Linked DNA regions of Mus musculus: region 2 is linked to region 1. The links are chromatin loops, found by intact Hi-C in ENCODE. Cell type or tissue: left cerebral cortex. All regions are shown on one strand. Each heading gives the region's core, and the rest is flanking DNA. Links, peaks and the distances in the headings are about the cores only.

Region 1 (8,011 bases), core at 1,342-6,341:
AGCTGATGGAAACATGCACAGACCCACAGACAATCAGGCAGAGCTCAGGAGTCTTTTTTTTTTTCCTTTTTTAATATTTTTATTAGGTATTTTCCTCATATACATTTCCAATGCTATCCCAAAAGTCCCCCATACCCTCCCACCCACTCCCCTACCCACCCATACCCACTTTTTGGCCCTAGCGTTCCCCTGTACTAGGGCATATAAAGTTTGCAAGTCCAATGGGCCTCTCTTTCCAGTGATGGCCGACTAGGCCATCTTCTGATACATATGCAGCTAGAGACACGAGCTCTGGGATACTGGTTAGTTCATATTGTTGTTCAACCTATAGGGTTGCAGACCCCTTCAGCTCCTTGGGTACTTTCTTTAGCTCCTCCATCCAATAGCTGACTGTGAGCATCCACTTCTGTGTTTGCTAGGCCCCGGCATAATCTCACAAGAGACAGCTATATCAGGGTCGTTTCAGCAAAATCTTGCTAGTGTATGCAATGGTGTCAGCGTTTGGAGGCTGATTATGGGATGGATCCCTGGATATGGCAGTCTCTACATGGTCCATCCTTTTGTCTCAAGCTCAGGAGTCTTGTGCAAGAGTTGAGGATAGGACTGAGCTACCTGGAGACACCCAGGACACCACAGGAAGACCGACAGAGTCAAATAATCTGGGCCCATGGGTGCTCACCTAGACTGGACCACCAACCAAAAACATGCAAGGCCTGGACCTAGGCCCCATACACATTTGTAGCAGATATGCAGCTTAGTCTTCTTGTTGGTCCTGTAACAAATGGAGAGGAGACTCTCTCTGCCTCCTGCCTGCCATTGGATCCCCTTCCATTAACTGGACGGCCTGGTGGGTGAGGATGCGCTTATTCCTGCTGTGACTTGATGTCCCAGAGCAGGGTGGTGCCTAAGAGAGGCGTCTCTTCTCCAAAAAGGGAAGGGAATAATGGCGGGAGGGATTTGTAAGGGTGGGAGTGGGAGGAGAGGAAGACTGGGGTGCTGCAACTGGGACATAAAGTAAATAAATTAATAAATTAATGGAAGAGAAATAAAAGGAAAAAGCAAAAAGAATGAAAGAAAGGAAGAAAAGAAAGAAAGAGACAGAAAAAAAGGAAGAAAGAAAGGAAGAGAAAAAGGAATAAAGCATTCCATTTAGGTATTGGTGAATATCTTAGTTAGGGTTTTACTGCTGTGAACAGACACGGTGACCAAGGCATGTCTTATAAAGGGCAACATTTAACTAGGCCTGGCTTACAGTTTCAGAGGTTCAGCCCATTATCCTCAAGGCAGGAAAATGACAGCATCCAGGCAGGCATGGTGCAGATGGAGCTGAGAGTTTTATGTCTTCATCTGAAGACTGCTAGCAGAATACTGGCTTCTAGGCAGCTAGGACGAGGGTCAGTTAGCCCATACCCACAGTGACACACCTATTTCAATAAGGCCACACCTACTCAAACAATGCCACACTCTCTAACAGTTCCACTCCCTGGGCGGAGAATTTACAAACCACCACAGTGAACAAATGAATTGCATTATTTACAGGATGATGGACACCTTCAGTGACTACACTATTTAAGAGGAAATGACTCTCTGCCTCCCAGCAACTGTTGGTTGCCTGTACATGCTCATGGAGGAGCAGAGAACTGTGAGCGCCTCTCTCCTAGAGGAAGTTAAAAACTCCTAGTTTCCTATAAGTTGGGGAGGGGCAGGATTCAGAGCTGTCTCCCAATCCTTGACAGAATGTTGATGGGCCCGATCTTTTTTCTTTATTTTAATTTAATTTTACGTTTAATTGATTTTTTACCCTCCATATTCCATTCCCCCCCCCCCCAAATACACCCTCGAACTGCTCCAGGTCCCACACCTCCACCCCATCCAACCCCGTCTCCATGTGGATGCTCCCACCCACCCCCATCCCACCTGACCTCTAAAGTTCCTGGGGCCTCCAGTCTCTTGAGGGTTAGGTGCATCATCTCTGAGTGAACACAGACCCAGAATTCCTCTACTGTATGTGTGTTGGAGGGAGAGGGGGTCTCATATCAGCTGGGGTATGATGTCTGTTTGGTGGTCCAGTGTTTGAAAGATCTCGGGGATCGAGATTAATTGAGACTGCTGGTTCTTCTATAGGGCCTCCCTTCTCCTCAGCTTCTTTCAGTCTTCCCTAATTCAACATCAGGGGTCAGCTGCTTCTGTCCATTCGTTGGGTGTAAATATCTGCATCTAACTCTTTCAGCTGCTTGTTGGGTCGTTTGGAGGGCTGTCATGATGGGTCCCTTTTTGTGAGCACTCCACAGCCTCAGTAATAGTGTCAGGCCTTGGGACTTCCCCTTGAGCTGGATCCCACTTTGGGCCTGTTGCTGGACCTTCTTTTCCTCAGGGTCCTCTCTATTTCCATCCCTGTAGTTCTTTCAGACAGGAAGAATTATGGGTCAGAGTTGTGACTCTGGGATGGCAACCCCATCCCTCACTTGATGTCCTGTTTTCCTGCTGGAGGTGGGCTCTAATAGTTTCATCTCCCTACAGTCGGGCATTTCATTTAAGGTCCCTCAATGGGCCCCATCTTATCTATTGTCTTCTTTAACTAATCAGTTACTGGGAGTTAATGAGAACAGTGGCTATAACATGTCTAGAGGGAAGAATTCTAAGACAAGAATTTTCTTCTAGTTTTCTAAAAATGTTACCAATGCTCATTCTAGTGAGTAACAAATAGTGTATCAGAACTCACAAGGTGAGGAGCAAAATCATATAAAAGGATGTCCCATGAATAGTGCTAAAAGTTCAAAAACAGGATGAATGGTAATATTCAAGTTTTACTAATATATCCAAATAATATGGGTAACAGGGTAGAAGGGATAATATTACATTGTTAAGAGCACTATCAATATTGGTAAAGTTTAATATGTATTTCTTCCATTTGTTGGGGAGTAGAGTTTCAACAGTGGGTACAAATTGCTTTCAGGAGAATAATAAAATATATTTTCAACTAGTAATTATTTTTAAGCCTTCAGTACTTAGGATGACTTAGTATTGGGTATTTGTGGGCTAGAACTGTAGCTGGAAAGTGAATTTGGATGACTCCCTCTCACTATGACTGCTCATCTCCCAAAGCCTCAAGTTGGATATAAGACAACTTTGTGAACCCTGGCAATATGAAAGGCAATATGGAAATAGGCTATGGCAGAGTAATAGAGAAGAAGTACAAGTAAGTGGGACATTTCAAATTCATACTATAAGCTTTCCCAAAAAAATCCCTGCCAATGAGTGTTTTCTTCCAATCTAATCTTTTAACTTGAGACAGTTTGTCCATATGTTTGAATTCTTCATCAACATTGGTAATGACAATATTCTAGCTATTTCTAGGAAAACATGAAGAAAAAAATCAATAGAAATAATTGAAAATTTTACATCCTCTGCATTTAAAGATTCTGTATAGAATTATGCAATAATTATACTTCTGTCTAAGAAGAGGCACTGTAATTTCAATGTTTCTGCAACCCACTAATTAACATGATACAACTTTAAGTTCCAAGGTGATGTCATTGAAACAGCCTATTCAGTCGCCCAGGTCCCAGAAATCTTCTCTGTCTTTCTGCCTCATGGTGAGAAAACACCATGTATACAACAGTAAAGAGTGCTTTACAAGACACTTGGGATAACTGGTGCCTTGATATTAGATTTCTCAGACTCAAGAACAGTGAAAATTAAATGCCTTTCATTTATAAGATATTTCGCACATGGTGTTTTTCTATAACACCCAGAATGAACTAAGACAGAAGGAAAACAATTTATTTTAGCTCATAATATGTCATATCCAGTAACTAAAAGTATGTTTAAAGTTAGTTTTTTAAGTCCATATGATTCAAAAGATAATTCAAAAAGTAATGTGAATATAATAATTCTAAATATTACTGTGATTAAATCTATTACTTCTGTCTTACAATATTATTGTTTATTTTTATATGTCCACAGTTCTAATGCATTTGATAAACTTAGTTTGCCAAACCATTTTCGGTTCTCTATACTTGATATATAAACTGATTTTAAATATTATATTATATATGAGATTAGACACATACTATAATGTAATGTAGTTCATGTGTCAGTCAAAACAAAATGTATTTTGGACAATTAATAAAGATTCTTAGTTTGACAGGATCCAGAAATGTTAAATGTTCTTTCAAAATATTTTTGTTTTGTAAAAGATATGTGTTAATATAGCAACAAGAGGTTAAAGAAGATGATAAAAATACAACTATGCAAAAAGAAGAGCTTGTCTGTAAGATGCAGGACAAAGTGGAATGATAAAGAATAGATCATAAGCAATTGCCGTTGCACAATTAAAGTGTCCCCTTTCTGTAATTTTAACAGTCAAAAACCACATATTCAACATTTATCCCTAATGGAAGCCATGCTTAATTTATGAAAGTTTAAAGCCGGCGATTTTGTTGCCTAGACAAGATTGCCATCTAGTGCCAAAGAAGTGCACACACAGACTATGGATTTAACCACCATCTCACACCAGTCAGAATGGCTTAAATCAAAAAACTCAGATGACAGCAGATGCTGGTGAAGATGTGGAGAAAGAGGAACACTCCTCCATTGCTAGTGGGATTTTAAGCTGGTACAACCACTGTGGAAATCAGTTTGGCAGTTCCTCAGAGAACTGGACATAGTATTACCTGAGGACCCATCTATACCATTCCTGGGCATATACCCAAAAATGCTCCAACATATAACAAGGACACATGCTCCACAATGTTCATAGCAGCCTTATTTATAAAGCCAGAAGTTGGAAAGATCCCAGATGTCCCTCAACAGAGGAATGGATACAGAAAATATGGTACATTTACACAATAGAGCTATTAACTCAGCTATTAAAAACAATGACTTCATGAAAATCTTAGGCCAGCGGATGGAACTAGATAATATCATCCTGAGTGAGGTAACCCAGTCACAAAAGAAGACACATGGTATGCACTCACTGATAAGTGGATATTATCCCAGAAACTTAGAATATCCAAGATACAATTTGCAAAACACATGAAACTCAAAGTGAAGCTCAAAGAAGGAAGACCAAAGTGTGTGTGCTACATACAGTCCTTATTAGAAAGGGGTACAAAATACTCATTGGAGCAAATATGGAGACAAAATTTGGAGTAGGGACTGAAGCAACAGCCATCCAGAGACTGCCCCGCCTGGGGATCCATCCCATATACAGTCACCAAACCCAGACACTATTGTTGATGCCAAGAAGTGCATGCTGACAGGAGCCTGATATAGCTGTCTCCTGAGAGTCTTTGCCAGAGCCTGACAAATACAGAGGTAGATGCTTGTAGCCAACCATTGAGCTGCTCATGGGGTCCCAGTGGAGGAGTTAGAGAAAGGACCGAAGGAGCTGAAGGGGTTTGCAACTCCATAGAAAGAACAATAATATCAACCAACCAGACACCCCAGAGATTCCAGGGACTAAACCACCAACCAAGGAGTACACATGAAGGACCCATGGCCCCAGCTGCATAGGTAGCAGAGGATGGCCTTGTTGGGCATCAATGGGAGAAAAGACCTTTTGTCCCCTGAGGCATTGGGATACCCCAGTGTAGGGGAATTCGAGGGTGCAGAGGCAGAAGTGGGTGAATGTGGAACACCCTCACAGAAGCAGGGGAGGATGGACAGGATAGGGGATTTCCAGGGGTGGTTTGGGAAAGGGAAAAACATTTGAAATGTAAATAAAAAAAATATCCAATAAAAAAAGATTTAAAAAAAAAACTAATAGTAAAATGATTAACGATTGAAGGAAAACAAAACAAGCAGAATTCAAACTAGGCCCTCAAGAGGAAAGTTATCCAGATACATAAAAAATCAGCAAAACGGATGAGAATATTAACATGGAAGAAAAACCTGGAAGATGGAGGAAAATCTCAGGAAGGAAACAAATTTTGAGGAGAAAAAAAAGAATGCTGTATGTGAAATATTATTCAGTCAGTCCCCAGAAGCCTTGAGATCTGCCCCATGCCCTCTGTGCTCCATCTTCCAGTCCATGCCTTTAACTACCCAGAGACCTGCTGAGAGCCTTACCCCAATTCCCTGCCTGCCTGCCCATCTTGGCAAACCTCCCAGCAAGCTCCAACCTGCCCCCTCTGCACTTCATTTCCCATTCCACAAGTCCACATGCATCCCTGGAGACCTGCTGCTGCCCAGAACAGAGGCCTGTAACCATCAGGGACCACCAATTCTACCCACATTCCTGGAGGCCTACCCCACCCCCTGCAACTCCCCAGGACAACCAGCAGCCTGGGACCATCAGGGTCTGGCAGCTCTGCCTGCATCCCTGAAAGCCCACTGCCATCAGGGACAATAAGCTCTATCTGCAATCCCAAAGGCCTGCTGATTTTAGGGAGCACAAATGCTACCTTGAAGCCCCAGAGGGCTGCTCCCATCAAGGACTACCAGGCTTGCCAACATTAGGGACAAACAGACGGATAAAGGCCACTTAAGAGCAATAAACTTTGACTTCTTCTTTGCCAATTTGTATCCCCTTGATCTCTTTTTGTTGTCTTACTGCTCTGGCTAGAACTTCCTGTGCTACCTTGAATAGATAAGAAGAGAGTAACAATTCTTGTCTTGTCCTGGATTTTAGTGGGAGTGCTTCAAGTATCTCTCCATTTAATTTGATATTGGCTGTTGGTTTGCTATATATTGCTTTTATGATGTTTAAGTATGGGCCTTGAATTTCTGATCTCTCCAATACTTTTAACATGAAGGGGTATTGTATTTTTGTGAAATGCTTTTCCAGCATCTAAAGAGATGATCATGTGATTTTTTTCTTTGAGTTTGTTTATATAGTGGACTATGTTAATGGATTTTCCTATATTGAACCAAGTTTGCATCCTTGGGGTGAAGCTTACTTGATCATGGTGAATAATTGTTTTGATGTGTTCTTGGATTCGGTTTGCTAAAACTTTATTGAGTATTTTTGCATTGATTTTCAGAAGAGAAATGGCTTGAAGTACTCTTTCTTTGCTGGGTCTCTGTATGGTTTAGGTATCAGAGTAATTGTAGCATCATAGAGTGAGGTAGGTAGTGTTCCTTGTGTTTCTATTTTATGGAATAGTTTGATGAGTGTTAGTATTAGCTCTTCTTTGAAGATCTGGTAGAATTCTGCACTAAATCCATCTGGCCTTGGTTTTGTTTTGTTTTGTTTTTTTTTTTTGTTTTTTTTTTTTGTTTTGTTTTGTTTTTTTTTGATTGGGAGGTTTTTTATGACTACTTGTATTTCCTTAGGGGATATGGGCCTATTTAGATGTTTATCTGCTCTTGGTTTAACTTTTGTACATGGTATCTGTCTAGAAAATTGTTTGTTTCATCCAGGTTTTCAGTTTTGTTTTGTTGATTATAGCTTTTGTTGTAGGATCTGAAGATTTTTTGAATTTCCTCAGTTTCTGTTGTTATGCCTCCCATTTCATTTCTAATTTTGTTAATTTGGATACTGTCTCCATGCCCTCTGATTAGTCTGGCTAAGGGTATTTCTATCTTGTTGATTTTCTATTAAAAAAAAAAAAAACAGCTCCTGGTTTTGTTGACTCTTTGTATCTATTAGGTTGCTTTCAGCTCTGAGTTTGGTTATTTCTACTCCTCTTGGGTGTGTTTGCTTTCTTGTTGTTGTTGTTGTTCTAGGGCTTTCAAGTGTGCTGTTAACTTGTTAGTGTAGGATCTCTCCAATTTTATTACATGGGTCCCACACCCACTCCAGTGAAAACTGTGTGACAGACCTAAAGGCTTGGATGCAGTCCAGAGGCAAAGAGTTTCATGGAAACAAACTCTCCTGGAACCTTGGCAGGAACGCTCCAAACCTGTCCCTGCATTAGTAGGTATACGAATCTGTACGCTTTCTTTCAGCATTGTTTTATTATAGGTGATTCCAAGAAATGATTTTACTAATACCTAAATCAGGTTGAAGTCTACGGTCTGGCTTTCACCAATGTCCTAAGCAGTCCTTGAGCTGACCCTGGGCTTG
Region 2 (8,011 bases), core at 2,070-7,069, 380 kb before region 1:
GGAGAATAAAGACAAGAGCCTTTACCATGTCACAAATGCAGGGTCAACAACAGTGTGACTGGAAGCATGAGAAAAGATCTCTCATAGTCTGGACACACAGTTTCTCAATACACTAAATCATTTCAACAGTAACTTTAATTCTCAATGAAAATAAATCACCATCGACATTTCAAAGGAACCACGACAGCAGGCAGTAGGCTGTGCTGATCTGTTAGACTCTAGTCTAAGGAGACATGACAAACACCAGTTCTATTGTTTTCCTGCAGAGGCTAAAACCACCAGGTATGAAAATGCAGGAGAGTTCCTAAGAGCCTTGTCCAAGACTGCAACTAGGGCTCTTTTTGGCAGTCACTCTTTCAGGAAGTTGTATGTGAAATCACAGTGAGAAGCAAAGCCAACCAGCACATGCCATGGCGTCTAGGGTTCGCTCTCCGAAGCCCGGATGTCAGTTTACCAGTGAGACAGAGGAAGGAAGCCTCTACTGATATTCTATGAGCTCAGATTCTGTGAATAGGGACCTTCATGTGCTGAACAGTCCCGGGCCATTCAAGAGCAATTAAATTTGGTTAAAATAAGAAAGAAATGCTTTTTAAGGGGGTTGGGGGGAGAAAAGAAAAGAGTGGGGTTTGAGGGGATTGCATAAGTAGATCGCGCTAGGGCACTTTTACACAGGTTTGTTTAGTTCTCATTTGTCAAGCTGTATTTAAGCTGCTCTCTTACTCTGAAATCGGATAACCTTTCTTTTCTCTGAGTTCTTTCTGCTAAACTAATAGCACTGTCTCTAATTCCACAGCAGCAAGCAATGAGTTTGTTTTACCAGATAACAGTAGGCCTGGTGATCAGCCAATGTCCAAAGAACCATTAGCCAAGTCAGTAGTAAGCCAGAGACTGCAACTGATCGATAGATATTACTCTCTAAATCACTTTAGAATTGTCGTTTCATCTTCTCAGCAAGCTAAGCACTATTCATGTTATCCTGACACAACTGAAAATTAGAGAATATGTTTTAAAAAGAAACCTCTTACCCCAACAAATCAAACTATATTACTTTTGTGAAAGGAGAAGTGAATGTACTAGATGCATTCTAATAATATAGACATAATTTTAAATTAAAAGAAAAGCCATACATTTTTTTATTAAATTGCAAGTAAAATTAAAAGTTCCAGTTTAGGGAGGATACAGGAAATGGCCCAGAATATCACTTAAATAGACTGAAGTAAGAGAACTTAAGGAAGGTTGTGACAGTTAAAACATCTGTGTATGTGTCTCTCTCTTTACTAGAAAATAAAACTACTATAATTTGAAAATAATAGTAAAACAAAGCAAGCAAGCAAGCAAGGCAGGAGAAGGAAGGAAGGAGGGAGGAAAACAGAGAGGGAGGGAGGAAGTTGCCTCTTTCCACTTTAGCCTAGGTCACATTTCCTCAGTGTTAAATGAGGAAAGTAAAGGCAGAAATGCAGAGCGTGAATTCTTAGTGGTTACATCAACCACTCTTAATTACTTCTCCACAAATGACTGATAGGAGAAAGTGTGCTTTTGAGACAGTAAAATTCTGCCTTTGAATTACCTAAAAATAAATCATTCAAAATTATTTAGAGTTAAGAATAAGACGCATTAGGACAACCCTCATATACCTAAGTACTGTTAAATAATATTACAAGAACTCCTGATGACCATCGCATCGTAACTGCCTTAGGTTCCTAGGAACATTGATTTCTGAAAAAAAGGGACGACCCTCCATTCAGAAGACATAAAGATACTATTTCTTGAAATTAATGTTGCAGTAAAAAAATATATTCTTTTCTTACTTGCTAACAATTACTCGTATGATACCAGAAGTGCACAGTAGAGCAGACATCATGGCCAGCCATTCAGACAGAGTCCTTCCTTAATTAGCTACACAGTTATTTCCAATGTAACGGCTGTTTCTGTAATTTCAAATATTTTAGCAACGCAGAATAAAGACTTTTATTTGAATCTTAGCTACCATATTCTCTCATTTTTTTCCAAAGTCAACTATATATTTAGAAAATGTTTAACATGTATGAAAGTGCAACATCATTATTCTGACACATAAATAAAAGTCTTATAATGAATATGATATTTTTCATATGATTAGAATTGGTAGGAAAAAAGCAGAAATGACATATTCTCATATATATTACATATATATTACACACACATATATATGAGTATATGTGTGTAAGTATGTGTAGTAATATATACATGTATTGTGTTTGAAATTGAAATTGTGTTTTCTATTACTATTACTTTTATTACTATTGCTAAACACTATGTCTTCAACCAGCAATAAATGTACACAAAAATTTTTTAGAAATAGCTACCCTTTTTACTCCATTGCTGATAATCTGATGTTCAATTCACTTCCCTGGATGCACTAGAAATATGTGAATGATCAAATAATGAGACATTGACTTTCTCCAAACTTAGGAAAGTGAATTGCATGCATTCCACCTGATTTTCTAATACTATCATATCAAGTATATATCTTATATCTTGCTAATCAAAACCCCAGCACATCACATTAACTTGGCCATGGCCCCAAGTCTGAGATGTATATGAAAGAAAATGTGTATCAATATTATACAGTTTCATCTTACACACTCAGAAAATCTTTTACAATATTTAATGTTCCTTATGAGAAGGATTATTTGAAAAGCTCTGTTTTGTGCCTCCATTTCCTCTTGAGTAAAATGCAAAAGGACGACTGATTAGCATTTACTGCAAATTCGAGCCCTAGAACTCTCAGGAGAGAGATTTTATCTAAGCACTTTTTACTCCTTTAAATAAGTCAGCCTGTGAAAAAATACTCTTGAATTTCTTTTTTTAATAAACCATGATAAACAAACTAGAGTCTTAAAAAAAATAACATGAGTAAAATCTGTCTCAGGAAAAGATATTAGAAAATAAATTCCACCCGCCCAATACAAAACTCAGCGGTGTTTACCTTGTTGTGTTTTAAGAATAATTTAAACAGTGTTGCCCCCTTTATTTTAGTCACAAGTTCAGGATAATAAGGAATCAAAAAAATTAAACAGTAAACAGTCATGCTGCCTTTTTACATATATTTCTCATTTCTACTTAATCTTGTTTCAAACTGTTGTAAATTACACATTATGATACTAAACCAAATGGGCAGTAGATGAAAGAATCCTTGTTAACTAAATGAATACACAGCATCCTAACTGATCTTTGATATATAATCTATGCAAAAAAAAAAAAGGTTCTACCCATGAGCTCTTACATTTTATTAAAAGACACAATATTAATTATCCTACCAAGTACTACACTTATTAGCAAGAGCATGCCTGCTGTTTTAATTATTCTAATTAAAGAACTGCAGAGACAAGCCTGAGTTCTCACAGGTTGAATTAGCACACTCAGGAAGCCAGCACCATTTCACCTGCTGATCCCGGGCACTCTAAACAGCACTTCTGAGGCACTGGCTGCTCAGGGCTGGCAAGCCATTAAAATCCCTCTTAGAACTTATCAACTGTTTACAAGACACACTTGGCTTAACGGGTAAAGGTAGAAGGCCATTAGGACTGGGTTTTTTAGTTCAACTAGGTATGATTGGTCACTGTATTAAGCTTTAGCCAGGTACTGTGTGATTTCAAACTCACACAATAAAATATGTATTTGAACACAGGCATAACTCAGTCACTGTAAATTTCACATACATCCCAGGCCCTGTTTATAGTAAGTTCTGAACTAATTATGCACACACTTAATCCCTGAATTCCTGAGGTGAAGCATAGGCAAATATATCAAACATAAAACAGAAATTAATGTCAATGAATACTCATTAAATAACAGCATTTCTCAGCCTCTCTCTCTCTCTCTCCCACTCCCCCTCCATTCCTCCCTCCCCTGCCCCCCTCCCGCCGTGTGTGTGTGTGTGTGTGTGTGTGTGTGTGTGTGTGATTGTATGTGAAATCATAGTAGAGACTGTGTGTTGGAGACTTTCAAGTTACTTTAGATTCTCAAAGTCAAATAATATGTGAAGTCAACAGTCAACTTCATTAATCCATTCTCTTCAAAAAAAACTCCACAAAAACTTCTTGTATATATTGTTTTTAGAGTCTAATTTTATTATGAAAACATTATGAAACATTCTACAAAGTTTATAATAGTGTTTTAATTTTATATGAAAACCAGCCCATTTTAAATGTTCTTTTGTTTAAGTCACTGAAGCATACGTACACATCTTTGGGAAATCTATTAAGTCAGTATAATACTAGAATAAGATACCTGCTTTAGAAAGCCATGTTAATTTTACTCAGCCCTTTAGCTACATTCCTAAATGCTAGAGACAAAGTTAGTTTCTCCTTCTGTGGTGACTGGGGAGTTGAGAGGGTGTTTCTTTTTTAAGTATTTATTTACTATTATTTCTTTTATGAATTTTAATAGGTTTAAAGAATGAAGGTCTACAAGATTGAATTAATAAAACAGTAGTTTTCCACTATGTAGTGAGTACCTGCCAACTTCATTAAAATAAGCACCCAAATCTTGCCATGAAGTTATTTAATGACTTACACTATTTTCAAAATATTTCATTAGAAATAGCATGATCTGGTGCTTCACCTTTTCACATGCTCTTTAGTTTTATACAATAGGAAACATAATTTTGTGCAATGGATGTGATGTAGTACTGAGATATTTGCTGAAAGTGTTTCGGATGTGTTGTTAAGATTTCACATAGAAAATTAGAGCCTAAAACCATGGAAATCTGATTGACTTGAAATCCCAGTGTGGAAAAGCAAAAAAAATATCTCAAGGCAGAAAAGGCATTCAGGTCACCTGTGTAGGGTGATCACTGCAGAATGTCTCAGATTCTGTGCTTCTAAATGACTGTCACTAGGATATTCACGTCTACATGTGTATGTGGACAAGCTGGGGAGACAGCAATCTATTCTTCCTTAGGCAAGTAACATTTTTTTCAGTATCACTAAGTAATAGACTTTCCCTTGCTGAAGAAAACCAGCAGAGGGCAGAACTGCTGCCCAAACTGCCCAACCCAAAAGAGGACAGAATACCAAAAAGTAAACTGCCAATTTTTGAGGTAGTCTACTTTCAAAGATGCTTATATTTATCATTGAAACGAATCAACGTAAGTAGCCTCAATCATTGCAAAAAAAAAAAAAAATCGAATTGAGCCCCACTGTGGCCTAGGGTCACCAGAGCTCATCACAGAATGAATGAGAAGCCGCCTGTTCCTGGCGAGTGTGAAGCCCCTAAGAATCAGACCCTAGGGCTGCCCCCCTGAAGTGCTAACTCAATTTAGGGAACGCTCAGATATGTGCAACAAGACCAAAGGCCAGGCTCAGGTTTCTACGAAACCTGTGCTTTCAGAGTTGGGTTGGCATTTCCAACCCCATTCTCTCCTCTCCTCTCTATTCCCCGCTTCTCTCTGCAGTCCTGACAAAGCTTGTTTTCTACTGTGAATTGCTCAGGCTCACCAACTCAAAGGGCTTTCTCCTGCCAGCCGAGTCTACAGCACCTAAGGGACCGCTGCAGCCAGATGCCTTTTCGGGAAAGGGCGGGGGCGGGGGAGGGAGGAGGCAAGCGGAGGGAGGAGTGAAGTCGCTCTCCCTCCTCCGGTACTGACAGGGCTACAGTCAGCTACACAGGTCTGGCCATTCAATATTTGGTAGTGCCACGTAGGAACTTTTCCTTACCTTCCCCCTCCTATCCCAGGCCCCCTCCTCTTCCTCCCTATCCCTAGTCGTCTGCCCACCACCCCATTTGCTTGGAGACTTTCCTCGCCCTCCAAGAGAGTTGTAGGTCCAACCTGCAAGAATAAGCTGTTTGGAGGGGACAAGGGATGAGCGAGGATGAGGGTGTCACGGAGAGGAGGGGGGTAATCATCAGGAGAAACTGCCCCCCCCCCTTCTGCCCCGAGCACTCCTGAACTCCACTTTATCGTCTGGGAAATGTGTTCCTCTGAGAACATTTCAAAATGCCACACACAAAGTGCTCTCAATCTTCTAGCTTCATCCCCGCTGGTTTCTCTTATATCCTCCAAAGTAAAAACAGCCCGTTTTTCACTTCCTTGCAGACAAAGAAGTTTATCACAGTTCACTTTATACTCTTTCTCAGTATTTTCTCCTCAGGTCACCCTTCAAAAGATATCTCCTTTAGAACCCGAAGAAACCCAAAGATTGGTTCAAAGGACCGAGGACTCTGAGTAAAGACTGTTCTTGAAACAAAAGCTTTGTACCACTGCCTTCCTGTTCAAGGTAATTTTTTTTTTCTTTTTGCAAAGAAAATGAGAAGGGATGATGGGCTTTCTCAGCCTGCCCGGTGCCTGACAGATCTTTTAATCCTGCCACCTACCTCCTAGCCCATTACTGTCCCGCCTACATCCATCTCCCTGTCTCTCCAGTTTCCACACTTAACCCGGTAGCAACTACAATCTGGATTTTATTTAAAAGAAGTGGGGAGACGACAAGGGAGAAGAGCACACACAAAAAAGAAGAAAGCCGGGTGGCAATGTCCCACCTCCCCAAACTTTTTTTTTTCCTCCTTACCTCCTCTGACCTCTCTAGCTTGGAAGAGAAAAGTCAAGGCGAGGGTTGAGATGGTGAGATCCCAGATCCACCGTTTCGTTTTCCACCTGGACCAGGGCTCCATCTCCAAGCCCCACGCTCACGACTGTGAACCCACGAAATTGCCACTGCAGACCAACTTTGTCCCTTCCAAGGTGTCGCCTACGTTCGCTACACAGCCATCCGGAAGGGAAAGGGAGTAAAAAAAAAAAAAGTCAAAGGGCTCTAATTTTTTTTTTTCCAATTTGATGGTTTGCTTCCTTCCTGTCTCTCGCCCCCTCCTCTCCCTTTGGGGTGGCCCGCAGGAGACTGCGACCCCGGGACCCGTCCTACGCCTGACCCTGCCTTCAGACTGAGGGCAGATGAAGGGTTTCAAGAAAAAAAGCCGAAAGCACTGAGCACCCCTAAAGGCTTCATGCTGTGGGTGGGCTGGACAAGAGGCTCGCGCAGCCCCCTCCTCCGCCCACTCCTCCCGCCTCCTGTGTGCCCGAGAAACTGACAAGCCGACTGAAGGTCATACCCAATCACAGGCCTCCCCGCAGCCTTGAACCCGCCCAGTCTCTCCCTGGAGGATCCAGACTTCTGTGCAGGCCCAGCCCACCAGCCACCCTTCATCTTCCCTCTCCTTCCCCCCCTCCTCAAATCCCCTGAAAAGAAATGGGAGGGAGTTAGGCGGGACCAAAGCTGGACTCCTGCACTTTGGGAATGAAAGGAATTGCAGGACAGCCCCGCAGCACACGGGACGTTCGAGTAGCTTCTGTATTCAATAAAAACCAAGCACTCTGCTCGCACCAGTCCGGGAGCCCCCCCCCCCTTTCTTCGGAGGTGGGAGGGGAAAGAGGGGAGAAGACCAGCATGTTCACTGGCCCCACGGCTGGAGTCCTGGACTGGCAGCGGTAATTTTATCCATCTCCAAAAACCTTGCTTCCTAAGGCAGCCATGGAATCAGGAACCAGTGGGCTCTGTGCTGCCTGCATCCAAAAGTGTTTTACTAATATTTTTAAACTAGAGACTAACGAAGGTGGCATGAAGGAACTCTAAAGATCAAAATCCTCATCTTGTAGGCAAAATCTAGTTGGTGAGATGAAAGTTAAGCTTCTCAAATGTTCAAAGACTGCCCAGAGCTCACTGAGGGGCTTGTCTGCAAGAAAAGAGGAAAGACCAAGAACCCATAGCAGTAGAAACTAAGGGAATCAGTCACTTGCTTTTCCAGCAAATCCTGATACTGGATGAAAGGGAGAAGCAGGGAATAGAGAAGGACAGGAAAGCTGCCTGCAGAATTCTCCAACCAATCCAGTCAGTTTCTTTACTGGCCTGGCCTGGCCCTGAGCCTTGGGGCTGAAAACGTGGTCACTCCACTAGCAAAGTCTAACAAGAGGGAAGTGGTTCTAAGAAACCCATCTCCTCCTCAGTGTATCTCTTAAATCTATACATTTGATTCC

Evidence for each region. Peaks named below come from ENCODE experiments on the same cell type or tissue, not always from the same donor. Only the 100,000 strongest peaks of a DNase experiment are listed, where the experiment ranks them.
Region 2: a loop joins it to region 1, with 4 times the contacts of the local background. A loop is called at or near these places in 14 of 42 quality-filtered maps.

What each region holds. Positions count from the first base shown.
Region 1 is chr3:113,648,023-113,656,033 of GRCm38, reverse strand. No RefSeq gene overlaps it. Among named protein-coding and RNA genes, the nearest start is that of Rnpc3, 22 kb to the right of the region's middle. In left cerebral cortex, for the core only: a CTCF peak has its summit at 4,460 (motif pointing left); a DNase peak (open chromatin) is centred at 4,469.
Region 2 is chr3:114,029,544-114,037,554 of GRCm38, reverse strand. It overlaps Col11a1 (collagen, type XI, alpha 1), which reads right to left and starts at 7,015. Exons shown (of 67, transcript NM_007729.3): 1 at 6,552-7,015. The coding sequence starts at 6,654. In left cerebral cortex, for the core only: a CTCF peak has its summit at 5,010 (motif pointing right); DNase peaks (open chromatin) are centred at 5,462, 6,074, 6,334, 6,707 and 1 more place; H3K4me3 peaks cover 2,105 bases; H3K27ac peaks cover 233 bases.